Regions from separate parts of the Homo sapiens genome. Here region 2 is linked to region 1. Evidence: read pairs that join two places in POLR2A ChIA-PET (ENCODE). Cell type or tissue: MCF 10A. All regions are shown on one strand. Each heading gives the region's core, and the rest is flanking DNA. Links, peaks and the distances in the headings are about the cores only.

Region 1 (9,153 bases), core at 1,154-9,153:
CCATGGCCTCTGCCCATGCATGCTCCCCAGAGCAGCCATGATCATCCAAGGTCATGCCCCTACTTCAAACCCTAGCTCTCAGGAAGGCCTTATCATGAGTCCAAAAAAAATTCCTTCTTCCCCCAACACCTACTTCTAAGAACTCCTTTCAGTCCCTCTTACACTCAAGCTATTCTGAACTTCTTTCGGATTCCTCCAGTGAATCAGTTTCTTTTGCCCCTAGGTCTTCACACAAAGAGTATTTGCTCCCCTCCTCACTCCCCCGGAACACACAATCCGCCACTCACTACTCATCCTTCCTATTTCAGCTTGAATGCCAGTTCTTCAGGGCCGGACACTGGCCGTCGCCCTCACGTACGCTCGAGGAACTCTTCCTCCTCTGCAATAAAGCTCCTTACACTCTACAGCGATGACTTAATCCCACGTCCTCCACTGCTAAGCTAGTAACACAAGCCTCTGTCTTGTCCATTGCGGTAGCACCCGCAGGTACTACAGTCTGACACATTGTGGGCGCTCACAAAGATGTGCTGAATGAATGACTAAATACGCAGCCCAGTGAAAGAATGAAGAAACGATGAAGTCCCTTGTCACAGGATACATCGCGGTGGGGGTCCCCCCAAGTAGCACTAAGCTACAGCCACATGAGGGCGTCGCAGGGCAGACGCGGGCCACATGGGGGCGCCCCCGGTCCGTCTTAGCTGGTTGGCACCTCCTCGGACTCAGTTTAGGTTACTAATCGCCAATGGGCGCCAGGAGGCGGGGTTCTCCCTCTGATGGACAGCATCGCTCCGCCCAATCTAATTCATCTTTTCCTTAGCCCCGCCCACTCCGGCCCCTGAGACCCCGAGGGTGGGCCTGGCGGAGACACCGCCAACTGAACTCCAGCTGAGTGCTCTCGAGGCCGAACCAGCGGGCCTGGCGGTCTGTGAGTGGGTGGCCAGCCGCTAGGGGCGGGGCCTCAGCGTTGACGGGCAGGCAGGCCGTCCCACCCCTCTCGCCCAGAGCGGCCGCGCCAGCGCTGGGGACAGCAGAAGTGAGTACGTGAGCGGCGCAGCAAGATCCCAGCTCGGACCCCGGACGGCGCGCGCCCCCGAAGCCCCGGATCCCAGTCGGGCCCGCAGCTGACCGCCAGATTACTGTGCATCCCGAATCACGACCACCTGCACCCTCCTGCCCCGGCCCGCCCCCCAAGTCCTCAGGCACCCAGCTCCCCGGCGCCCCGGATCCTCCTGGACCGGTCCGTCCAGATTCCCGCGGGACCGACCTGTCCGCATCCCCAGGACCGCCGGGCTCGGTGCACCGCCTCGGTCCCGGAGCCGCCCGCCTGGATTGCATTCCCTCCTCTCCTGGATCTCCTGGGACCCGACGCGAGCCTGCCCCGGAGCCCGCCGAGCGCACCCTCTCTCGGGTGCCTGCAGCCCCGCCGGCGCGGCCCGGCCCGGCGCGGCCCGGCTCGGCTCCTAGAGCTGCCACGGCCATGGCCAGAGCCCGCCCGCCGCCGCCGCCGTCGCCGCCGCCGGGGCTTCTGCCGCTGCTCCCTCCGCTGCTGCTGCTGCCGCTGCTGCTGCTGCCCGCCGGCTGCCGGGCGCTGGAAGGTGAGCGGCGTCGGGGGGCGCGCCCGGGAACAAGGTGCCTGGGGTCGCGGGGCTGCGGGCTAGCAGCGTGGGTCCGACCCGGATTGAGCGCACGTCGGAGGAGGCCCCGCCACCGGCGCCCGCTCCGGGGCCCAGGGATGGGGTGGGGAGGCCGCCCCTGGAGCCGCCTCGGAGGCTGGAGCTGGCTCGGAGGCAGGCAGCCCGCGGGTTGGGGGGTCGCGGGGAGCTAGACTCGGGACGAACGTCCCCCAGAGTCCTGGCCCTGCTGTGAGCTTTCGCGGGAGTCCCCCACACTCACGGCAGAGAAGTGGGGCTCCCGGCACCCCCCGAAGTCGAGGACGTGTGGGCGACCCCCCAGGCAAGGCGAGGGCCGCGGGGCTGTGGCGGGTGGGGGCGAAGCGGGACTCCCCGGGTTGGGGGGCGCTAATGAGGAGCCCGTTGGAGTTAACTGTGAGAGTGTGAGTGCGAGCACCCCGATTTGTCAGGGGACCGCTGCGGGGGCGGACAGGCGGGGGCCTGTTATTGTTTATGGTTTACCGGGCGCCAATTACACCCGAGGTGCTGTATGGGCGGGCCCCCGCACCCTTTGTGGAGGCTCCCTCTCCGCCTGCTAGAGCAGGGCTTGGGTCTCCATTTGAACCCCTGAAGTTGCGGGATTTGCCCCAGGTAGCAGCAGAGCCCGGCGCCTTCCTCAGTAGCTGGTGGGAAAAGGCCAGGCTTCTCAATAGGTTCTGTGAAACCTGCCAAGACTGCTGTGGGGGGCAGCTCCAACTTCCAAATGATTGTACTTGGATGAACAGCCCGGCGTTGTTGGCGCTGGCAGGAGAGCTCACACGCATGCCACTTGACACAAGCTTGCCGCGGACAGAGGCCCCAACACCAGCCACAAACAATAGGGAGGCCCACACACACTCACGCCCCGTTTCCAAGAATTTCGGAGCCATTAAATGAGAGAGGGTCAGAACCTTCCCTAAAGTGGAGGGAGGGACGCCACAGAAATTCGAGGGCAATTGGAATAAAGGCAGTACTTATTTGGGGTATCTTTAACAGATCTAGTTACTTTCTTAGTTTAGGAACGAAAACACGAACTCTGTGGAACTTGGCTTGTTCTTATGTTCACAGTCGGTAAACTTAAAGGTTGGAAGGAAAAAAGAACACAGTTCAGAGAGAAAGGCATCCTCTGGTGCGTTCTAATGTTCTCCAGAGGAAAGACCTCCTATGATCCCCCACCCTCCTCATCTCTGAGCCTGCTGTGCTGACAGATCGAGTCCCACGGGTGGACACATGCAAATTCAGACTGACACACCGAGGTCTCGCCCACACTCGCACACACTCACCCACATGTGTGTGATAGGATCGCAGGCGTGAGAACCCAGTGTGGGGCTTTGTTGTTGATTGCCTTGAGGGTGTGAGCCAGGGAGCCTGTTCTAGTTGCCAGATCTGTGTCTGGGTCTCTGTGTCGTAGTCCAGGAGAGGCGACACTGGTACACACACACTCATACACTTACGGGGCTATGTGTCACCTGTGTGTGTCGGGCCACAAGGCCCTTGTTGTGGGTGTGGTGGGTGCTGGTGCTGAGTGTGGAGTGGGAGTGTGGTTTGGGTCAGGTGCACAGGGGCTACCTGAGGAGGCTCACTTCTCCCTCCCCCCTTCCCTTCCTTTCTGTCTTTCAACCCTCATCACCTACTGGACCCTCAGGAGTCCAGGCCCTAGCAGGAGCCCAAGCTTCCAAGCCTCCAGGCCAAGCAGCTGGGGGGCTGTCCAGAAGGCCGAGTCCTGATGTGCTGGGGCGGCCCGGGAAGAGGGGGCAGCAGGACCTTTCGTTCCCCATTCCCGGCCTGCCCACCTCCCCTCCACTGTGAAGTGGGAGCTAGGGCTACTCCCTGGCTGTGAGGCCAGGCCAGCATGGGATGCCTCTGGGAAGCAGCGGTGCCTACAAGGGTGGTTTCACCAATTCCTTCACTTTTGCAATACCTCAGACTCTCTGGTCTCCAGTTCGTGCGTGGGAGAATGTGAGGGAACAAATGCAAGGTGCTGACCCCAGCGCAGACATTGCACCTACCCACCCTCTGGCTCTCCCTCACTGGGAGACAGGATAGGAACCGCACCGACCTCGCAGAGTTCTTCTGAGTACTGAATTCTTAATGTGTGCAAAGTGCTTAGCATAGGCATTGTTATTCAAGGATTAGCTGTTATTATTATTGTTACCCTAGGGTCTGCTCCTTGGGGAGCTTCAGGAGTGAAACGAGTGTGTGCCCTTATCCTGCTGGAGGGAGGTTAGAGGGAGGAAAGATGAAAGGGAAGGTTGGTGCAGGGGGCTGGGGGTGGGGCTGTCTGCCCCACATCTCCCTGCAGCTCCAGAGAGGGAAGGAATGGGGAGAGAGCTGGCCCAGTGGGCAGCTGTTTTCTGCCTGTCCTCCCTCCTGTATTCTGGGGCTTGGCATGTGGATGGGTGGACTTCGAGGTCCTGGGCTGTGACCAGGATATGTGGGTTCCATAGCACTGAAGATCTCTTCAGCCCCTCCAGCTTGACAGGTGGGGGGTCTAGCTTTCTCCATCCAACCTACCATTTGGTTTCGTCAGGATTTGGTCTGCCCTTGGCCTTGTGGCTCTTTGTGTCTGGGGCATGACATTTATTTTGGCCCAGGGTCCCTGAGCCCTGGCTGCTACCTCTCATGTACCCCCTAGTTAGATGCTGTCTAGCACCTGGTTCCTCTTCCCTTCCTGCACACTTGGGGGTCACCAAGACTCTGCATCCAAGGCTGTCATCAGTTTTCCATGTGGATGGAGCCTGGGTCCTTGCTTGTCCTCGTGGTTGAAAACATGCCCTCCCCTTGCCCTCTGATTGATTGTCCCCTTCCCCCATGCAAATTGCCCTGGGCTTTACGCACAGCCACAGGGAAACAGGGCCACCTTGTCACCCACTGGTCTTTTGAGTAATGTTCCCCAGTTCCCCAAAGCCAAGATTATTCTCCCCTCAGGACCATCAACGGGTCAGGGGGTGGGGTCCAATGGGGAACAGACTAGGAATGGGGCCTGAGATGAGGAATGGTGTCTGAACCCCAGCACCCCTATACTTGGGATAGGATGGAGAGATCCCCGCTGGGAAGATATCCTTTTGAGAAAAGAGAAACAGTTACCAGATCGCAGGAGGTGGGGCCAGCACGTCCCCCTCCAGCCAAGCCTTGGTAGCTGAGTTGTCACTGCAGTGGAACCTGTCTCTGAAGGAACAAGACAGCATAGAGCCCACCTCCTTCACAGGGGCAGCAGGAGTGACCCCTGAGAACACGGGAACTGAGAGGGGACAGCGGGCCAGGATTTGGAGGGCTTGCTCACTTGTTTGAGTTGCCTCTGGCACCCCCAAACCCCATCCCTGTCTGTCAGGAGCTGGCCTTCTGAGCAGCTGCTGGGGGCCGGCAGGTATTTGGAAGAACCAGTTTGCTCAGCACTGCCCTGTCTTTAGCCACAGCTGCTGCTGCTGCCACTGCAGCTTCAGCGGCTGCTGCGAGCTGAAGCCGAAGCTGCCGAAGCTGCCGTGGGCAAGGCCTCTGCCGCACGGCCTTCCACTAATTAAACAGCATGAAGAGGCTGAATCACCAGGCCTGCATAGTTTGAAAATTGTAGCCCTGCCTGTTGTGCTGAGTCAAACTGGTTTGTCGGGATTGGGCAGCTGGGGGGGGTGAAGGGTGGAGGGAGACTGGATACAGCTGGGCACCTGATGGGGTGGGAGAGGCCCCCTGCCCAAGGGCTAGCCCTGGTGCCAGGTCTCCTATTCCCTTCTGCCCCCAGCCTCCTGGCCAGACCCAGTGTGGCCAGCATCACAAGGAAGGGCTGAAGGGCTCAGGTTAAGGGCTAGCTGTCCACCCGTCCTTCTGGCTGCTGGCAGGGCCACAGTGGGGTGGGGGCATGGATGAGCACCGAGGCGTTTGGGCTCCCCGCCCTGGGCTTCTTTCCCCTTCTTCTCCCTCTCAGGTTTATTTAATTAGAAACCCCCATGATCTGAGGGGAAGAATGAAAAACAAAATGTGTTCTCTGTTCTGAGATGTTCCCCCCACCCCATCCCAGACATGGGGGCCAAGGGGCTGTGGCAGGAAAGGAGGAGGTGGCCCTGGGTGAGTTAGGCTCCCCACAACATGCATCTTCTCCAGTCCCATGGCAGGCTCCCCCCAAGACGCCTTGATCCTCACGCTGACCTCCCTGTGTGTACAGGCTGGCACACGTGTGTACACATCCTGACCCATGGGAGGGGAGCCAGCTTGGTGGCTGAGGAAGGGACTCCGTGAAGAGGAGGAGGGTGTCCAACTCGGGTGGCATAGCACTGCTCCAGGCTGCTCCTCCTTGCGCAGACCCTGGCCCCCTGCCCTCCTGCCCCGCTGCACACTCTGCGGGCCCAGCCCTGGTGCTGACCTTTCCTTCCACCTCTAAGTCCCTAGTCTGGAATTTGGGCTGAAGCCTTGCTGCTTCTGTCTTTAGTTGTTTTGTGTTTCTGTTTTTTGTTTTGGCTTGTTTTTTTCTGTTGTTTGTTTGTTTTCTGGGTCTCAATGACACTTTTGCTCCCAGGGTGCTATGGGGCCTGGCCCTCCACCAGGGCAGGTGGTAGGCCCTCAGCTGGTGCCCCTCCCACAGGCCAGGGTGCCCATGATGTCCTCCTCATGCCCTGCTCAAGGTCCTCGACCTGCAAGCGGAAGAGCCTTGCCCAGAGCTTCTGAAGCCAAATCTCTTCAGGGAGCTACCCTCTACCAAGGGCTCAGGGGCCCTGGAGACAGTGCCATTGTGCTGGCAGGGAAGTGGCTTGTTACTTGGGCAGCGGCTATACCTGGGGAGGCCGCACCCAGCCACACCCAGAATCATCTTCATGCCCCTGCTCCACCCCAGCCTCGTGACCTGACTGACAGCTCCTGCCCAAGCCAGGACAACAGGAAGCAGGGCTGGGGCTGTTTCCCTACACCTCTGGCTAAGGCTGCCCCAGCACCTCTGCTTCCCTTGCAAGAGTGGCCCATGTGGCTGCCCTGCCTGAGCGAGAGGCACCAGAGTGTTGGGGGCAGGATGAGGGGTACCACCCTCTCCCAGTAACTCTTCCTCTACCCCACTGGAAGACATCCCATAAACAGAACCATGCTTGCAGGGTGTGTGTGTGTGTGTGTGTGTGTGTGTGTGTGTTGCGGGTGCATGGAGGATGCACCTCTGAGGCTTTACACAAATCTAGGTATTGATACTTACACCATGTCAGGGTGCTCCTTTGCAGGGGCTGTGGCATATTTCAGTGTCATTGGACATCTGTGACTTTGCAGCTGATTGTAGTTTGTGTGACTAAAAGCATGTCGCCAAGTCTATACAGGGAAACTGGTGTTTGTGTTTGCACTTTACACCGAAGACTGTGTGACTTGCAGCTGGTGATAGCATGTGCAATTGGGTGTGTAAGGAGAACATACTGCAGGGTTGGGGGTGAGTGCCCTCTGTGTGCGCATATGTTTCAGGAAATCTGCACATAGGTAGGCTGGAAGCGTGGGTCCGCCTAAGGCAAGCCAGATCTCTGTGTAGGAAAGATTCACTGTATATGAATGTCTAAGGAAGACTAATCTGTTTGTACCATATGCATCCGTGTGTCTGAGAAAGACAGACCATGGCTCTGTGTGAAGCTGGGTGTGTGTTTGTGGGCGGCTGTGGCTTTGTGTGTTTTTGTCCACCATATGTGTTGACTTGTCACTCTTTAGCCCCAGTGGCGGGGAGTGAGCCCAGCCCCCAGGACTGGATGCTGCGCGTGCATCTGTGTGTTTGTGCATGGGTGAGGGCCACACAGCTGCTGCCACGTGGCTGCTCTCCATGGCCCTGTGGAAACCTGAAAGAGGTATTGCTTAGCTCCTGAGCATCAAAGCTCCAGTCCCCGAAAGACCCCAGGCCTGGTGACTACCTCCCTGGTGACTTTGCTGGGCAGTTGTGGTTTCCTGCCTGACACAGCCCAGTGTCTAGGGTGGCCAGCCTCTTCTCCCCTCTGCCTCCTGCAGATACATGGCAGGACGGCGAGGGATGGGGTGCAGCAGGCAGCTGGGGGAGTTGAGAACTTGCTCACTCACTCCTCTTTTGTCTTTACCCGCTGCCCCTCATACCCCCGTCCCAACGTGTGTATGTACAACACACGTACACACACGTGCACACACATGCACACGCCGCACACACAGCACAGAAAAGGTGGGCTGGGTCTCTTTCTCCCAATACCACGGACAGATGGGTTCTATGACCCCCCCCCCACATCCCCCTCACCTCCTGCCGAAGGCAGGGACCAGGCACCCCAGGGCTGAGGAGGGCCTTGCCCCGTCCTCTGTGCCTGGGCAGGCTGAAGGGAGCAGGCTCCTCCTCTCCCCCTGAGAAACGGGGAAACCGAGAGCACGCGGCCCCCTCCCCACCGGAGTGACCGAGCCCTTCCTCGGGCACACATGACTCGAAACCCAAGTCCTCTCTTCATTAATGGGAAAAATGTGGCGAGATTGAGCGATGGCCAAGGCTGAGCGATGGCCAAGGGCCGATCCCCTCCCTCCCTCCCTCTCTCGCTCCCCAGAAATTAAACAGAAATGAAGAGCCTCCCTGCCTCCCTCGCTCCCTCCCTCCTTCCCGCCGCCGCCTCTCCGCCGTCCCCTCCCTCCGCTCCCTCCTCCCGGAGCCAGCGCAGGGCTTGTTTTAAACTGTGGAGGAATCTGGCTGGAGGGGGAGGGGGCTGAATATTTGGGTTTAAACAGTTCCAGATGGGTTTGGCACAGGCTGAGCAGAAGGAAGTGAGGGAGAGGGAGGAGGGAGGCGGCGCGAGGGAGCGGCTGGAGCCCCGGCCTGCTCCGGCGGGCGGACCGGCGGGCGGACCGGCGGGAGGACTGGCTGCGGGGGCAGGGCGCGCTTGCTCTGCCGGCTCCCGGGACTGACACTCGCGCTGCCGGCTGGGGACGAGGCCGCCTGGCAACCTCCCTCTGTCCCTGTCTCCTCGGGCCTCCGCGTCTCTCGGTCTCCCTGTCTTTGTAGTCAGCCGCCGGCCATCCCGGCTGTCGGATCCCCGCCAGCCGGCTCCGCACATCCCTCCGGCTCCGTGCCGCCCACCGCCCGCCAGCTCCAGTCGCTGCCCCGCCCGCCTCCCTCCCCGCCTGTCTCTGTGGGCCCCGGCTTCTGAGCATCTCGGCTTCCCTCGAGTACCCCCCAGGCCGAATGTCTGTGTCTGTCTGTCTGTCTGTCTGTCTGCCAGAGGCCAGGATCGCTCCCCTTACAGCCGGGCCCTCAGGGGACCAGGGGCTGCGGCAGCGGGAGGAGCCTCCCTCCCTGCAGTGAATGGCTGCTGCCTGCAGCCCCTTTGCCTGACATGGCGGGGGGCTGGGGTCACAGCTGCCTTGTCCACCCACGGGGTCCTCCGCCGTCCTCGGCTCAGACCCAGCCTCCGGGAAACCACTGAAGGCTGCAAGCCTGTGGCCGCGGGGTTTGGGCTTTTCCCCACTTGGGCACCCAGAGGGGATGATGTAGAGGCCTCCAGAGGTCCTGGGGCAACCCTGCCCCATTCCAGCTTCAGAGCTGGCTGCACTG
Region 2 (16,816 bases), core at 5,093-13,092, 200 kb after region 1:
AATGAGTGAGGATATAGCAACAGCCTGCCTGTGGGGGGAAGTGAGGGAGGAGTTGGTGATGATGACAGCTTGACGCTTGGGAGTGGGAACCAGGAGCCACAGGCGGAAATGACGGGAGAGGAGTGCAGGGAGACACCCGAGCTGCCCTCTTGGAAGAACTAGCAGTGGCTTGGCTGCCGTCAGCGCCGCCGCCTACCTCCTAAACCCTTGATTTATATCCGTCTATCTATATTTATACACACATATCTACAGACATACGCACATGTATATAAACTACACAGGCACGCATTGGCCAGGAGAAAACATTCTGCAGCCATCAGGCTCTAGAAAGAGAGCTTAGGGGGTTATCCAGGACTGCAGTGTGTCTGTTCTAGAACAGCAAAGACTGGACTTTGCCTCTGCAGGCCCAGAGGAGAGTGCACACCCTGCCCCCTGTCTGGCTCAGCAGCCAATGCCCCTCGGTGCTAGGATGCTCCTTCCACACCTATCTGAGCCAGGGTCACCACTCTTCCTCTTACGAGACCGAGAGAACCAGCTAGTCCCCTGCATATGCACAATGTGAGCGGGAGAGCAAGCAAACAAGCAAACCAAAAGAGAAAGCAGAAAGCCCTTCTCGCTCCCCAGCCTCCTTTGTAGGGAAATTGACTTTCTGGGAGGAGGGAGCCCAGGGCAGGTCCTGGGTGGGTGGTCCTGAAGTGCAGTGGGGAGAGGGCTGGGAAATTTCTGTGGCTTTTGGATAATCTCTACTTTTCCCACCCCCCAAACAGGAGCCCAGGGAGTGGGAGGGACACATTTCTTTTTTTTTTTTTTTGAGATGGAGTCTAGCTCTTGTCGCCCAGGCTGGAGTACAGTGGCACAATCTCGGCTTACTGCAACCTCTGCCTCTCGGGTTCAAGCAATTCTTCTGCCTCAGCCTCCTGAGTAGCTGGGATTACAGGCATGAACCACCACGCCCGGCTAATTTTTTGTGTTTTTAGTAGAGATGGGGTTTCACCATGTTGGCCAGGCTTGATCTCGAACACTTGACCCCAGGTGATCCACCTGCCTCGGCCTCCCAAAGCGCTGGGATTACAGGCATGAGCCACCACGCTCGGCCAGGAGGGACATTTCTTAAAACCTAGGATGGTGGCACTGAAGGGGCCCTCAGAAACCCTGCAGGCCAGCTCCATCCTCCCCCAGGAGGGAACTGCGGCGCAGAGAGGCTAGTGTGGAGGTGGGCTGAGGGCCTTTCACTACGCAGCTCTGCTTCCTTGGCGTTAATGACCTCCCCGCCCTGTCTCTGATCCCCTGAGCTGCCCACATCAGCGCTGGGCACACTCATAGCTCCTTGGAGACTGGCCACTGTTTTCCCTCGGAGACAGATGACCTTCATACACATTGTGAAAGGTATAGGCCCAGACCCTTCTGTGCACATTTCACTGACACTGGAAGACCCGGGGCCCACCGTGGGTCACCTTTGCCGTCTCACTTGTGAATACCTGCCAGTGTCCCAGTAGATGAAGCCGACAGACAGCTCAGGCCCAGTGAAGGTGTGTCCCATGGGCCACGGGATCTCGCCTGGCAGAGATCTGCTTTAAGATGCCATCTCCAGGAGCCAAGGTCATCTCCAGAATCTCTCCCCACATCTAGAAATGAGATGTGTCTCATGTGACTGCCTGAGCCTGACCCGGTCTACTTGTTTCAGCCAGAAGTCATCTGGTGCCACTCTGGCCCACTTGTGGCGTGACCTTTGGGTCACTCTGGCCAGCCTCAAGGGTCACCTTTGTGTTAACCTCCAGCATAGTGGTTTTTAGCTTCTTGAGGTGAGAGACCCTTTGAGAACATGAATGAAGCCCCGTAATGCTGCCCAGATCCACAATACTTTGCACACAATGTCAGGAGATTCAGGGACTCCCAGAAGCCCTCGGTCTAGGACAGACCCAAGAGTCCATCTGGCATCTTTAGGCCTTGGGAAGCTGGTGTCCATGCGTGGAGGCCCCAGGACCCCACTCATTTCAGAGGCAAATCATAGCCCTGACAAGGTGGCATTCCAGGACACGTTCCACAGAAGGTCTTCTTTCCCCTTTTCTGCCTCAGAGATTCCTTTCTAAGCAACTGTTCCTCCCATGTTGAAGTCAGATCTCAGCTTCCTCCATCCCCTAGCTACATTTCAGGGCAAGTTCAAATGACATGCCATACAAAACTCATTTGTAGGCTGGGCGTGGTGGCTCACGCCTGTAATCCCAGCACTTTGAGAGGCCAAGGCAGGCAGATCACCTGAGGTCAAGAGTTCGAGACTAGCATGGCCAACATGATGAAACCCTGTCTCTACTAAAAATATAAAAATTAGCCGGGTGTGGTGGCATGCACCTGTAATCCCAGCAACTTGGGAGGCTGAGGCATGAGAATCACTTGAACGTGGGAGGTGGAGGTTACTGTGAGCCAAAACTGCGCTACTGCACTCCACCCTGGGTGAGAAGAGTGAAACTCCGTCTCAAAAAAAAAAAGCCTCATTTCTAGTTTCCCTTGGACACCCTCTCTGTGCCCCTCCCCAAACTCCCTTCCCACTTAGTCCCCTGAACCTGACTCCACTTTGCTCTGTCTCCTGCCAGGCTCAGCTGAGCACCAGGTCCTGAGCTGGCACCCACAGAAGAGCAGAGCAGATGACACTGAGAGCTGGTGAGTCCTGTCCCCTCAGCAGCCAGCACAGACGGCGGATGGCCCCATGCTCAGAAAAGGACCTCGGAGGGCACGAGTGGTGGAAGGAGCAGAGAAGCCTGGAGAGGGGCTGGGGCAAGGGGACAGTAGCCAGGCAGGGGATCCTCTCTGCGGATCCCAGACCCTGTTCCCCGCCTGCCTGCTTCCCAGGAGCTGTTGATGGAGGAAGTCGTGCACTCCAGGCTCTGGGCCTGGTTCGAGATGCTGAGAGGCCTCTGTGAAAGGGAAGACATGGGAGGGCGGGAATCTCTCGGTGGGGCAGGGCAGGGAGGGGGCATGGGAAGTTCCATGTGGAAGGCCCGGGACTCAGGGTGGGCCAGGGCTCAAAAGAGCGAAAGCAGCCCCCTCGGCAGAGAGGGGTCTAGCCAGCCCAGGGGGTGGCCCGGACATCCAAACTGCCTTGGATGGAGAAAGCTGTTTAATCTCCCTATGGAAATCAGGAAGTTGGAACCCACACAGCTGATGGCAAGGCCAGAGGAGCGATTTCAGAGGAAAGATTAAAAGAATTAAAGTCAACTCAGAAGGGAGCAGACGAGAGGGAGCTAGGGGCAGGTGGGGAGCTCAGGGGTTGTCTGCAAGGCCCCTGCACCCTGAACCCAACTGAGGGTGCTTCTAGGGGCAGGGGGTGGGGAGTCCTGCTGAGGTGCAGTCCGTGGGTAAGGGTTGACCCTGTCATCCATGGGGGATTCTGTTGGGGTGAGAGGGAATACCACAGGGGGCTGAAGATCTTGAGAGAGGTCTGAGAGGAGATAGAGAGAGGCCAGGAACACAGTCTAAGCCCAGATTTCAAGTCCAGGCAGGTCCACTCTTGGAGGCGGGGTGTGGGGAGCAGCTCTGTGCCATGGAGCCTGGTCCTCTCAACTATCCCTCTCCTCCAGGCCTGGAAACTCCAGCCCCAAACCTTCTGGCTAAGCAGGAAACGAGGGCAAGACATGCGTATGGTGGGTGGGTTTTCCTTAGCAGAATGTGTCACTGAGGCCACCTTGGGGCTGAGGGGCAGAAACAGGGGCTATTGTCCCAGAAGACCCCATGTTGAGGGACAAGGACAGCCTTCCGGGCAATGGCCTTGTATTGCTCCAGGTCCAGACCAGAGAGCCAGGGCCAGAGGGTAGCTGGGGCTCAGGCAGGGATTCTGGTGGCTCCTCTGCTCTGCTGTGTGCTCTAGCCACACACATGTGTGCACACACACGCACACACATGCACACACATGCATGCACACACAGGCACACACATGCACACACACAGAGGCACACACATGCACACACACCGCTCAACCATGCTTGCCTGCTCTCATATTCTCTCTCTCGCTCTCTCACACACACACTTAAACATACATTTAAATAACTTGCAGACGTATATTAGCAAAAACATTCCATCTGGGCTGGGATTTGTCTCATTGCTTTGAATTCCTCTGGGTCTTAACTTGAAAAAAAATAGGAAGAGGCAAAGATTTGACTAATGTTGGGTTAAGTTTTTTTTCTTTCTCCTTTCTTTCTTGGTTACTGACTGCCAAGAATTTATATTTGTAAAAGGAAAAGAATTAACTGTGTTGATTAAGAGGCAAACTCCCTGGAAATGTTCTCTCTTAACCCTTTGGTAACCTCTCAGCAAGAGATAGGAGGGTTCTCTGGCATGGGGCTTGACATCCCTGGGCTGGAGGCCCAGAACCTTCTGGAGGTCTGCTTCTCTCCCAAGGGAGCTTATAGAGCAGAGGCAAGCTGGGCCCTCTGGCGTGCGTGCAAGTGTGTCTCTAAGCAGATGCGTGGGTAAGTGGTGTGAGTGTCTGTGTGTGAGCGTGGGTACTGTGAGCTGGCGTGTGGGAGGGGGTGTGCGCATGTGTGCACGTGAGTGTGGTAACTGCCCACATGTCCCCTGGCAAATATGGGGTGTGCCAGAACTCTCCTGGGCTGCTGGCTGCAAGGTCAAACTCCAGGGAGGGGAGATAACCTTCACCTTGACCTAATTAGCGGAAACTGATTTGGCAGGAGGAGGGGACGTGTGGAGGCTTAGCACAGAACAGGTGAGCAGGCGCTGGGGTGGGGAGGCCTCAGCCAAGGAAGCAGGATCTCTCCTGACACCCAGCAGCTGTCGCCACGAGTATGCAGTGACCCAATACAGGGATCACCCTGGACGCTGGTCAGTGTCCCTGCATGGAGGGGTGGGGACTTCTCCTCTTTCTTGCCCACTCTCAGCTCCCCATCCCGTTTTCCTTCCACAGCTTCTCTGTCCCTCCGGAAGAGCCTGGGCTGCATAGCCCCCAAGGTAGGATAGGTTTTAGCATCAGAGAGGCTGAAGCCTCTAGAAAAGGGGTCTTCTGGAGCTGGGGCTGAGGGATGTGAGCAGGGAAAGGGTGTTGGGGACAGAAACAGAAGAAAAGAGGATCTTGCTGGAGGCTCCAAGCTCCCTGTGCATGCGTCCAACCTTACGGAACTACCTTTAATCCCCTGAGCCCCAGGCCCGGCCTGACTCCTCCCAGACTATTTCCCTCCACCTGGAAGGACTTTCTGTCCCTCCTTTGTTAGCCAATTCCTACTTGTCCTCCAAGTCTTAGATGCCACCTTGTCCAGGAAGTCATCCTTACCCCTCACACTTAGCTGTCTCCCTCTTGCATGACCACACCTGGGCATAGAGGCACTGTCCACACGGTGTGACCCTTATATCCTCTGTCTGTCTTTCCTACCGGATCCTGCACTCCTTGAGGGTGGAAGCACTGTCTTCTTCATCCTGAACTCCTGGTACCTAGTAGAGTGCCTGGCACACAGCAGGGGCCCAGTCAACACTGGCTGAGTTGAACTGAAGGCCTTTGACTGCTGAAAGGAGCCTTGTTAGTTGCACCATATGCTGTCATCGAAAGTGCCGTGCAGACACGCCCCCCACTAGAACACTGACCGTAGACTCTGAGATTATCTAAACATACATATATTTGATCCTCTCAAATTTTTTTTTTTTTTTGAGACGGAGTCTCTCTCTGTCACCCAGGCTGAAGTGCAGTGGTATGATCTTGGCTCACAGCAACCTCCACCTCCCGGGTTCAAGTAATTCTCCCTGCCTCAACCTTCCAAGTAGCTGGGACTATAGGCGCCTGCCATTACACCCGGGTAATTTTCATATTTTTTTGGTAGAGACAGGATTTCGCCACGTTGGCCAGGCTGGTCTCGAACTCCTGACCTTAGGATGATCCTCTCAATTTTCTGTGAGCTCCTCAGGGAAAAGATTCAGTCTTAGTCTTCCCCAGGGCCTAGCAGAGCATCAGACAAATAGCAAATGCCTAATAAATGTTGAATGAATGAAAGAAGAGCCAACACATGATAAATATCTAAGAACATACACACAGTGTGTATGTATGTTTCCACCTCTTACTGAGGCTGTAAGATGCTGTTAAGGGCTGGAGGAGAGAGAAGAAACTGCTATCAGAGCAAGGTTGAGAGGAGGGAAGAGTAACATTTGTTGAGCACCTATTATGTGCCATCACTGCCTCAGGCGTCATCCTCATCTTCATCCATGAGGAAGAGATACTTACCTCATGTTACAAGTAAGGAAATTGAGACTAAGAGAGGTAAAGTAATTGCCCAAGGTCACCCAGCTGGTGGGACAAGTTAGGCTTGGATTCAAACCCAGGTCTGTCTGATCCCAGAGTTTATGCTTCTCCCACTATGGCCACCACTACCATGTTTCATGAAGGACATAGGTACTGAGCAGAGTTTTGAATGATGAGAGGGACATGACTTTGTAAAGGAGGATCTCAAACCCAGGCAAGAGGAGAGGACCGAGAGTTCCCAAGAAGGATGAATGCTGGCTCTCTGCTTCTGTGTGACCAGGAAGCACCAACATGACAAGGAAAAAAGGCAACTGTGGAGGAAGGCAATACAGCAGAAAGCAGTCACAGAGGCCTCTCAAAAACAGACCTTAAGGCCAGGTGTGGTGGCTCATGCCTGTAATCCCAGCGCTTTGGGAGGCCAAGGCAGGTGGATCATGAGGTCAAGAGATCAAGACCATCCTGGACAACATGGTGAAACTCTGTCTCTACTGAAATACAAAAAAATTAGCTGGGCGTGGTGATGCGTGCCTGTAGTCCCAGCTACTCAGGAGGCTGAGGCAGGGGAATCGCTTGAACCCAGGAGGTGGAGGTTGCAGTGAGTCGAGATCACGTCACTGCACTCCAGCCTGGTGACAAAGCGAGACTCCATCTCAAACAAAAACAAAAACAAAAACAAAAACAAAAAACAGACCTTCAGCTCAATCTTGGCAGAAGGAGCCAGTACAGAAATAGTGCTTATTTAGTGGCAAGCACTGTGCTAAACACTTTGTTAATACATTTAACTCTTAAAACAAGGCTATGAGATGGGCCCTATTAGCCACAAATACAGATGGGGAAGTGAAGGCCCAGAAGGGTTAATAACCTGCCCAAGAGCACACATGGCTGGCTATTAGTAAACCTGGGGTTTGAACCCAGACAGTCTAGTTCCGGAGTCTATGGCCACTACACCAAGGAGGGAAAGTGTGGCTAAGGATGGCCTTCAACTGGTAGAAGTCAACATCAGTCAGCCTGGTGGGCTTGAGTTTGGGGGTGTGATCAGAGTCTGGTTGGAGGGACTGTCCCAGACCAGCTCCGTGCCTCTGTCTAGAAAGTCCAGAGGCATTCAGGAAGAGTGCAACAGCCAAGCTGTGGGCTGCCGGAAGATCGTGATCCCCACACATTGTCCTGGTCTTGTGATTTGCTTTTTGGGGGAAGAAGGAACTTTGTACCAGAATACTAAGAGATACTTTAAACCTATGTTCAAGAGAATTCTCCCTACTTTGGAACTTTGGGTCTGGCTTCCTGGGATTCCCCCAACATCTCCCCTAACCACTCCAGAGCAGCCTCCAGTCGCCACCACCACCACCACCCTCAAGCCAGAAGTCATTTTTTTTTTTTTTTGAGACGGAGTCTCACTCTGTTGCCCAGGCTGGATTGCAATGGCGCGATCTTGGCTCACTGCAACCTCTGCCTCTCGGGTTCAAGGAATTCTCCTGCTTCAGCTTGCCGAGTAGCTGGGATCATAGGTGCCTGCCACCACGCCTGGCTAATTTTTTGTATTTTTAGTAGAGACAGGGTTTCACCATGTTGGCCAGGCTGGTCTCGAACCCCTGACCTCAGGTGATCTACCTGCCTTGGCCTCCCAAAGTTCTGGAATTACAGGTGTGAGCCACCGCGCCTGACCCAGAAATCATCTTAAAACATTCCCTCAACAACCCTTTACCTTGATACAACACCTCATAGTCACCAAAGCATTCTTACATCCTCAGCCCATGGGTTCCTCCTCCCCACATCAGCCCTGGAAGGCAGGCAGCTCAGAGATTATTAAACCATTTTACAGATGAGGAAAATGAGACAAGCTTAGTGATGTTTGCAAGCCACATGGTTGGTGAGTCACGTTGGCTGCACTGTTAGATTTCAAGGCAGTGAGACCAGAAGGTAGCCTCGTATGGGGAGGGGTGGGATCTGGGTTGAGGCAGCCAAGGATTTGCATGAATTGGATGAGAGATCCCAGCTCCTCTGTGTCCAGAAAGTTTCACCTTGAGTCACCTGCCTTTCCCTCCCCGGGACACCGCACCTTCCCAACAGAGCAGTGTTGAGTCAGCTCCCCTTTTTCTGCCTCTCCGAGGTACTCTCAGCCATGCCCTCCTTCTGGCTTTCGTAGGATCTGACTCAAGATCCACTTTAGGCAGGCAGTATCTGTGGAACCTTCTCGTGTAGGGCCCACCTGTAAACAAGAGGAGGTGTTTGGAAATTATTCATGAAAGAAGAACACCATGAACAGCATTTGACCTCTTCAGAGAAAAGAGATATGCAAGTTTATAGCGGTAGTGGCGATAGTAATATCCAATGACATAACAACTTCAACAATTACACTTGCATTTCTTCCAAAGAGCTTTAAGCATTTTCGAGTTTATTGGGCTATTTGATCTCATAAAAGTCCCACAAATGGGTAGTGCTGGTTATTATTATCATTTTATAGATGAGAAAACTGAGGCCCGGAAATATGTCAGTGATTGCCCAAGACCTCGCAGCGAGGGAGGAGGGAGGTAGGGCTGAGTCTGTTTCTTCACGTCTCCAGGTGTTTCGTGTGTGGGACTCCCTCTTGGTGTCTGAATTCCTGTGAAGTAAGGTGTGGACAGAGGAGGTGGCTGGTGGCAGGCTCAGAGGATTTTTCTGCACATGGTCACTGAGAGACAGTGAGTCAGGCACCCTTATTTTGAGTTCGGTTTCCTCTTTCACTTCCCCAAACAATTTCTGGAGATGGAGTTCACTTGGCACCCGTTCTCAGATGATGAGCTGGGGGTATGTGCACAGCTGCCCCTGAAGGTTTTCGTGGTAGTGGTGATCTGGAAGGGGTGGATGCTCACATTCTTATCCTGAGACTCCTCCTGTTCTCCTGGTCTACCAATCCCCTCTCCAGGAGGGGGGTCCTTGCTAGCTCTGTCTGTTACCACGGCCTCCTCACTGTTTTTCTGACCTCAGTATCTTTCCTTTTTTTTTTTTTTTTTTTTTTTTTTTGAGATGGAGTCTTGCTCTGTCTCCCAGGATGGAGTGCAGCACCGTGATCTCGGCTCACTAGAACTTCTGCCTCCTGGGTTCAAGCGATTCTCCTAGCTCAGCCTCCCGAATAGCTGGGACTACAGGTGTGTGCCACCACTCTCAGTTACCTTTTCTATTTTTAGTAGAGACAAGGTTTTGTCATGTTGGCCAGGCTGGTCTCGAACTCCTCACCTCATATGATCCACCCACCTTGGCCTCCCAAAGTGCTGGGATTACAGGCATGAGGCACCGCGTCTGGCCTGACCTCAGTATCTTTTTCATTCAATCATCTCCATGACTGACCTTCCAAAAGCTCTCCCTCCACCTCTCAGAAATTGTCAGTAGAATCTCATTACTTCTGGCCTCAGCTTGGCACTCAAGGCCCCACCCAGTCAAGTCACAAACTACCTTCCCACCCTTGGCTCCTCCCTCTCATCCTCCTCTTGAAGCTTTATCTTCAGTTAGACTGGAGGATTTGCCTAGACATGCTTTGTGTTTTCCCAACTCCACAGTTCCCTTGGCTTGGAAAGCCACTCCCACCCCTCTGCCTGCTGGATTTCTATGCAGCCTTCAAAGCCCATGACAAATGTCACCTCTCTCATGAAGCCCTCCTTGATTCCATCATTGGAAAATGAGCTTCTCCCTCCTGGGATGTCTCACAGCACCTGGCATACAGGTCTCCACACAAGCAGTTCTCTGTGTGTTGTGGCAGTGGTGTCAAGATTTGGATGTTTGTGAAACTACAAAGACTGCAGGATTCGGCAATACCACTTGTGGGCATGTGTGTGCGTGTGTGTGTCTGTACGTGTGTGTGTGTGTGCGTGTGTGTGTGTTGGTATGAGGAGTGAGCACAGCTACATAAACAATTGTATGTCAGAAAGGGATGAGACACTTACTAGGTTTAGAGTGTGTCAATCACTTCAGTTCTGCCAATGAACAGAGAGCCAGATGTCTCTCTCCAAGGATAGAGAACACTCACAATAAAGACTATAAACACACTTGGGGGAAGAAAGAATGGAGAGAGGGAGGAAATGAACAAGTATGTATGGCTCATTTACTATAGTCCAGGCGCTGCGTTGGAGAGGAAATTTCATGTGAGCAGTGTGCTCACTTAACCCTCACCGTAGCCGAGAGGTAGGAATCTGCCCCTGTTTTGTGGTTGAGTACTGCTTTGGGCCAGGTTCTCAAAACGCAGGCTCTGGGTGTGCGGGGTAACTGGGAGCACTCATGGGCTGTCGGCATGCAGGGTAACTGGGAGCACTCACGGAGCAGCCCCGCTGGGGAGTCATGAAGGCAGGCTGGCACAGGAAAGGCTGAACGGCAGCGAGGCTGGTGTGCTGAAGCTTGGGTGGCCCTTTTAAGATGTGCCCCCATTGAGGCGATGGGATCCTTGTGCCCTCTGGGAGGGGGAAACCCAGGCAAGACGGCTCCCTTCAGCCAAGGGTGGTTCCTGGGGGGGACAGCACCCACTACACGTACACTGTGGATTAGAGAAACGCGTGCCCCCGCCACATGCAGACTGTCAGCAAGTGGAAGGGGCAGGGATGGAACTCCCTTCCACTAAGGGGGCTTCACCAGATTCTCCTGTTTCAAGGAGAAATAGAGTTTGGAAACCTCTCATTTTATAAACGAGGACACTGAGGCACAAAGCAGGGTGGTTGGTGCCTTGCCTAAAGTCATACAGATTTCATGTAACAAATTGTGCTGGTTAGGTAGGGGAGGATGCAGAGCTCACAGCACAGGTGAATACCTCCATCGCAAAGGCTGAACCAAATGCCCCGTTAAATCAGGAGACCTGCCTCTTTCAGCTTTGTTTTCTGAAGAAATCCCTTCCCAGGGGTTGAAGCCCTCAGGCTGTGTCCCGAGGCCTGGTGTGGCCTTCAGTCCATCTCCAGAAGACAGCATAGGCCAGGCGCGGTGTTTCACGCCTGTAAGCCCAACACTTTGGGAGGCTGAGGAGGATCACCTGAGATCAGGAGTTCGAGACCAGCCTGGCCAACATGGTGAATCCCCGTCTGTGCTAAAAATACAAAAATTAGCTGGGCGTGTTGGCGGGTGCCTGTAATCCCAGCTATTTGGGAGGCTGAGGCAGGAGAATCGCTTGAACTCGGGAAGCGTGGGTTACAGTGAGCTAAGATCACACCACTGCACTCCAGCCTGGGCGACAAGAGCAAAACTCCATCTCAAAAAAAAAAGAAGAAGAAGAAGAAGTCAGCCTGGTCACTCTTTGCCCATTGTGCACTGTCAGCTATGAGCGGAAGTCTGCACCTAGAAAGCTCCCAGGAAAAGAATGCTCTTCCCTCTTTCTGAAAGATTTCAGGTAGTTCTGGTATCAAATAATAGCAATGAGAAAGGCAGGTGTGGACTCTTTTGTTACTGATATTTTCTGTTACTGTCTGATTCTTAGTCACATTTTGCTTTTATTTTTATTTTTTTGAGAAGGAGTCTCGCTCTATTGCCCAGGCTGGAGTGCAGTGGTGTTATCTTGGCTCACGGCAACCTCCACCTCCCGGGTTCAAGTGATTCTCCTGCCTCAGCCTCTTGAGTAGCTGGGACTACAGGCACCTGCCATCACATCCAGCTGATTTTTGTATTTTTAGTAGAGACGGGGTTTCACCATGTTGGCCAGGCTGGTCTCGAACTTCTGACCTCAAATGATCTGCCCATCTTGGCCTCCCAGAGTGCTGGGATTACAGGCATAAGCCACCGCGTCCGGCTCTTACTTGTACTTTGGAAACATTGGTAGTGGGATCCAAGTGTGATCTTTAAAATAGTTAACAATCAGGTAAACCCCCAGGACACCGGCGTGGATGCTGGCAGTATGCTGCACCAGCGCATGCCCACTGAACATTACACCTGCTGGGCCCTAGAGGACAAGGTTGTGGTTCTCCCTGAGTGCCGCATGCTGGGGAAGAACCCTGGGAAGGGATTTCTTCAGAAAACAAAGCTGAGAGAGGCAGATCTCTTGATTTAACGGGGCATTTGGTTCAGCCTTTGCGATGGAGGTATTCATCTGTGCTGTGAGCTCTGCATCCTCCCATACCTAGCCAGCACAATTTGTTACATGAAATCTGTATGACTTTAGGCAAGGCACCAACTACCCTGCTTTGTGCCTCAGTGTCCTCGTTTATAAAATGAGAGGTTTCCAAACTCTATTTCTCCTTGAAACAGGAGAATCTGGTGAAGCCCCCTTAGTGGAAGGGAGGCAAGTGGGCCGGGCGCAGGGCCCCCTCCCCTGCTTTAGCTGGAGCGGCTCTCTTGTATTTGTTTATGCCTCCATACGGTTTCACTTAAACCCAGCATTCCTCAACTAAAAACAAAGCTTGGGAAGCGCCGAGCTGCATGTGGTATCTGAGGGCCCCTACTCACGGCTCTGCCATGCTGAGCTGTGATTAGGCGAATGCGTGAGTGAACGAATGAATGAATGAACAGACTCTGTGTTCCTAGCTAACAGAGGCTGGTTCCTGGTCACACCTGTTCTTGGGACAGATGGCCAGCAGTCTTGGGTAGTTCAGAAATCTACACAGGGCTAGACTGGACGCTCTCCCGACATCCCATCAAGTGTAGGGTTCTGTCTGTCTCCGCTGTCGCCACTGACAAGGCCTCCTCCCTTTGGGCATCTCGGATGCCACCAGGTATGAAGTGGAAAGTCATCAGCGGCGAGTCGCCCTGTGTTTGTCTTCTTCGGCTCTCCCGATGTGTTGACTCAGCTGAAAAAAGATACTGACAACAGCACCCCGAGTCACCGGCAGGCTTGGCAGAAGATTCACTGGGTTTTCTCGGTGTGTGTCCCGGGGTGTGGCACCAGGTCTGGCTCACGTCAGTTTTCTTCCATCACAGGGAAAGGGCTTCCAGTTTTGGCCTTGTCCTCCCTCCCACCACCCCTACTTCCTCCCTTCCTTGCCTCCTTCCTTTCCTTCCTCTAAGGCAGTGGTTCTCAACCTTGGCTGCACGTTGAAATTGCCCAGGGAGACTTAAAAATTACTGATGCCCAAAGATTCTGATTTCATGGTTCGAGGTATGGCCTAGGAAATAGAGTTTTTTTAAAGTTCCCTAGGTGATTCTAATACGCAGCCAAGGTGGGGAACCACTGGTCTGAGGACACGGAGTAGGGATCCTAATTTTAGCCTCAACCGTTTCCTAGTCTGCTGGGTTTGGAAAAGTGTGGGGCACAAATGTCTACTGGCAGTGGATGGAAGGAAAGGGAAGTAGAGAGAAACATACCTCACCCCCCATCCCACCTCACTACCCTGCGAGACTCAGGGAGGTCAGTCCTCTAGGGTGTCCAGTTGACAGCATATGACAGAGTGGAGAGGACACCCCAGGACACAGGGAGGCTCCTGTGTGCTGAGGGCATGAGGCCAACAGCCCTGTTCTGGAGCCTCAGGCACTGCAGTTTTGGGGTCTTCAAAAGGCAACGCCCTGGGTATGGGTGGCAGCGTTCCCACAGGGCAGGCCAGCAAACGAGGTGACCCTGGAGTGACTGTGGCAGCACGACATCAGCGCAGAGCCGCGTGGGGAGAGGGACTCTCGCTGACAGTCCTGTTCACGAACACACGCGGGGCACTCCCAAGAGGTCCTCCAAGTCAGAGTAAGCCTACAGCAGACAGAAACAAGCACAGTGAATTCTGGTCATTTCACCGATGGGAGCCCATCTGGACCTATGGATGGTGAGGTCTGGGGTCACAGATACAAGCCACAGTCATGAAACAGTCTGGTGGTGGCAGCGGTGCAGTAAGGTCCAGCAGACGTTTGCCAGCCTCCTCCGATGTTGCCTCCTCGTTGGGTCAGCCGCCCTGAACAGTTTTCATTCCATATGTTCACCAGGCAGTCAGGGTCTTCTTGACGCTAGGCTTTTCTGCATGCATGTTCTCAATGTGGAGTATTTGCTTTACTTCCTGTGCAAGTTTTCTCCCTTTTTGAAAAAATCACATTCTCTCCTAAATTAGAAAACCTCTTTAATTGTTAGCAGGAGCTGGGGTTCTGTTCCTTGCATGGACAATATCATTAAACATCGGAAAATAAACAAACTGGAAAAGCTTAAGACATTTTCAAACTCTTTGCTTCCCAGAGGGCGTCTGGGGCCCCGGGTGGGACAAGGTTCTGCTGGCCTGGGTTTATACTGTGTTGATAACTTGACCCCTCCAGCTGTGAGAAGCCACACTGACAGCAGGGTTGTTTTTCCTAAACTTCCCAGGACTGCAAACTTGTCTTGGGAGGCATAGGCACTGATTTGCACGGAGGTCTCCAGCGACTGCGCTGAGCTTCCTCCGGGGCGGAGCGCACGCTGGGAGGGGGCCGGTGGCTGTGGTGGCTGACGGCTGCTGTAAACCATCGCTGTCCTCCAGCATGACTACACAGGGCTGGGGAGGACAGGGGAGCTGTGGGAGGGGGCGGTGTGTGAGAACGTTTCTTTCTATCTTGCTGAAATGTGAGTCTAATGAAATGATGATGAGGTTGTGGCCTTTAAGCTCCATTGAGCTTCTTACGCATTGTAATTTTACCCAGAGTGGGTCCAGTTTTTGAAATGATTAAAACTATCGATTCCTAGGCCTGTTCAGCTTGAATCAGAATTCATTAGAGGCCCAGAGGTGAGGGATGTACATTTCTCCCTTGCTGAGCCAGGAAACAGACCCCATCTTGTGTGACTCTCCGGCTGGCGTGGCTGCCCCTGGTGGTGCTGGCAGACGGACCAGTAATAGGATCTGTCATCCGCAGAATAAGTCATGAAGGTCCCATCCATGAGTCCTAGCCCATTTTCTAGGGATTCTCCCTCATGTTTGAAGAGGGAGGTTCTCTATGTTTAATCTTGGCTCTATTTTCTTACAGGTATTATAAGTAAAATATCTTCTTCATGAAAAGAAACACAGAAATGTTCCAAAGTTTTGACTCAAAAGAATACTGGAAGGAGAAACTGTAGCTGGGAGGGGTGGCTGACAATGTGGCCTGAACTTGGCCTCCAGAACGCCACTTCTGTGTGGAAACAAAGAGGGGACTTTCCCTCTGATATTTGCTACCACTCTGCTGACTCCCAGGAGCACAAGATCGCTCCTTTAAAGCTCTATTCCAAGTCCTAGAGCTGAGATAGGTTAGCATCTTAAAAAGTAGCCTTCCTAGCCGGGCGCGGTGGCTCACGCCTGTAATCCCAGCACTTTGTGGGGCTGAGGCGGGCAGACCACTTGAAGTCAGAAGTTCAAGACCAGCCTGGCCAACATGGTGAAACCCCGTCTCTACTAAAAATACAAAAATTAGCTGGGTGTGGTGGTGCACACCTGTAATCTCAGCTACTTGGGAGGCTGAGGCAGGAGAATTGCTTGAACCCAGGAGGCAGAGGTTGCAGTGAGCCGAGATGGTGCCATTGCACTCCAGCCTGGGTGACAGAGTGAGACTTTGTCTCAAAAAAAAAAAAAAAAGAAAGAAAGAAAGAGAAAAGAAACATAACTATAGGGCAGTTAAGTCTATACACCTTAACTTTAAGAAGAAAGAAAGAAAAGAAAGGAAGGAAGGAAGGGAAAGAAAGAAAGAAGAGAAGAGAAGAGAAAAGAAGGAAGGAGGGAGGGGGAGAGAGAGAGAAAGGAAGGAAGGAAGGAAAAGAAAAGAAAAAGAAAGAAAGAAAGAGAGAGAAAGGAAGAAAGAAAGGAAGGAAGGAAAGAAAGAAAGAAACTCTGGGAGGGTAGGGCCTTGCTTAAGGTCACCTGATTCCCCGAGCTGGCGCCAGGGCTGCGGTGCACTGTGTTAGCTCTGAGAGGGGTGTCCCTGCCCACGCCAGCTCTGAATCTTGCAAGCCACTGCACCTTTTGAGAGTTGCTCCCGAACTGCCTCCTACACAGGTGGTTCCCAAGCGGTTCATATCAAGGTCCCTTTTATTATCACCCCCCCCTCCACCGCACCCCCAGCACCCGGGTTTGAAAGATCTGGCCTACCAAATGAACTGTAATTATGCAGTCATAATGACTCTATTTTCTCTCTCTCTTTTTTTTTTTTTTTATTAATAAAAGACATATGTGACACACCACTCAGAGCTTTCAGTGGGGAGAAAACGAGTTTCCCCCACTAGGTTAATAGAATTCCACCCAGAGGCAGACAGTTAGCAAACCACCTTCTCGGGCTGTGGCTGGGAATCGCGCTACACTTGACAGCCCTTTCCATGGGCCTCCCCGGCCCGCCTGCCCTCGGCCCCGAAGTCAGGGGAGACAGGGGCCATTTCAGCTGCTCGCGCTCGCTTGCCTTCCCGTCCCTGCCGGAGTCAGCAGACCCTGACTTCTGGAGAAGCGTTGCTGCGATGTGTCAGCTGCTCGGGGAGAGGCTGGAGTGATGGATTCCAAGAGCTGTCAGGAGAAAGGGTTTACGGTCAGTTAGGAACCGCGAGCTCCTGCCCGTGGAACTGCCGCTGGAATTTTAATGCTCTGTCTCCCTGTGTCTGGGCACTTCCTTCCCTCCTGGCCCCGCTCTTCAGGCATATGGAACAGGGCTCATGTCGGAGGGTCCCTGGGGAGATCCCAGGGCTTCCCTGGGTCCCAGTGTCACGGCCGAAAGCCAGAGGTGCGGCTCCGACAGGAT

The links. Peaks named below come from ENCODE experiments on the same cell type or tissue, not always from the same donor. Only the 100,000 strongest peaks of a DNase experiment are listed, where the experiment ranks them.
Region 2: POLR2A ChIA-PET joins it to region 1 with 74 read pairs; 26 of 35 experiments call an interaction of 5 or more read pairs at or near these places.

What each region holds. Positions count from the first base shown.
Region 1 is chr3:184,560,759-184,569,911 of GRCh38, forward strand. EPHB3 (EPH receptor B3) reads left to right here and starts at 1,027. Exons shown (of 16, transcript NM_004443.4): 1 at 1,027-1,595. The coding sequence starts at 1,478. RefSeq lists silencers at 583-772, 993-1,052 and enhancers at 3,007-3,759, 7,094-7,608, 7,609-8,121, 8,464-9,153. In MCF 10A, for the core only: no CTCF peak of the experiment used is centred there; DNase peaks (open chromatin) are centred at 5,193 and 8,303.
Region 2 is chr3:184,757,029-184,773,844 of GRCh38, forward strand. LINC02069 (long intergenic non-protein coding RNA 2069) reads right to left here and starts at 16,127. Exons shown (of 3, transcript NR_110043.1): 1 at 15,952-16,127; 2 at 8,292-8,441; 3 at 1-1,625. LOC105374253 (a long non-coding RNA gene) reads left to right here and starts at 16,232. Exons shown (of 4, transcript XR_924790.3): 1 at 16,232-16,606. In MCF 10A, for the core only: no CTCF peak of the experiment used is centred there; DNase peaks (open chromatin) are centred at 8,233, 8,823 and 9,713.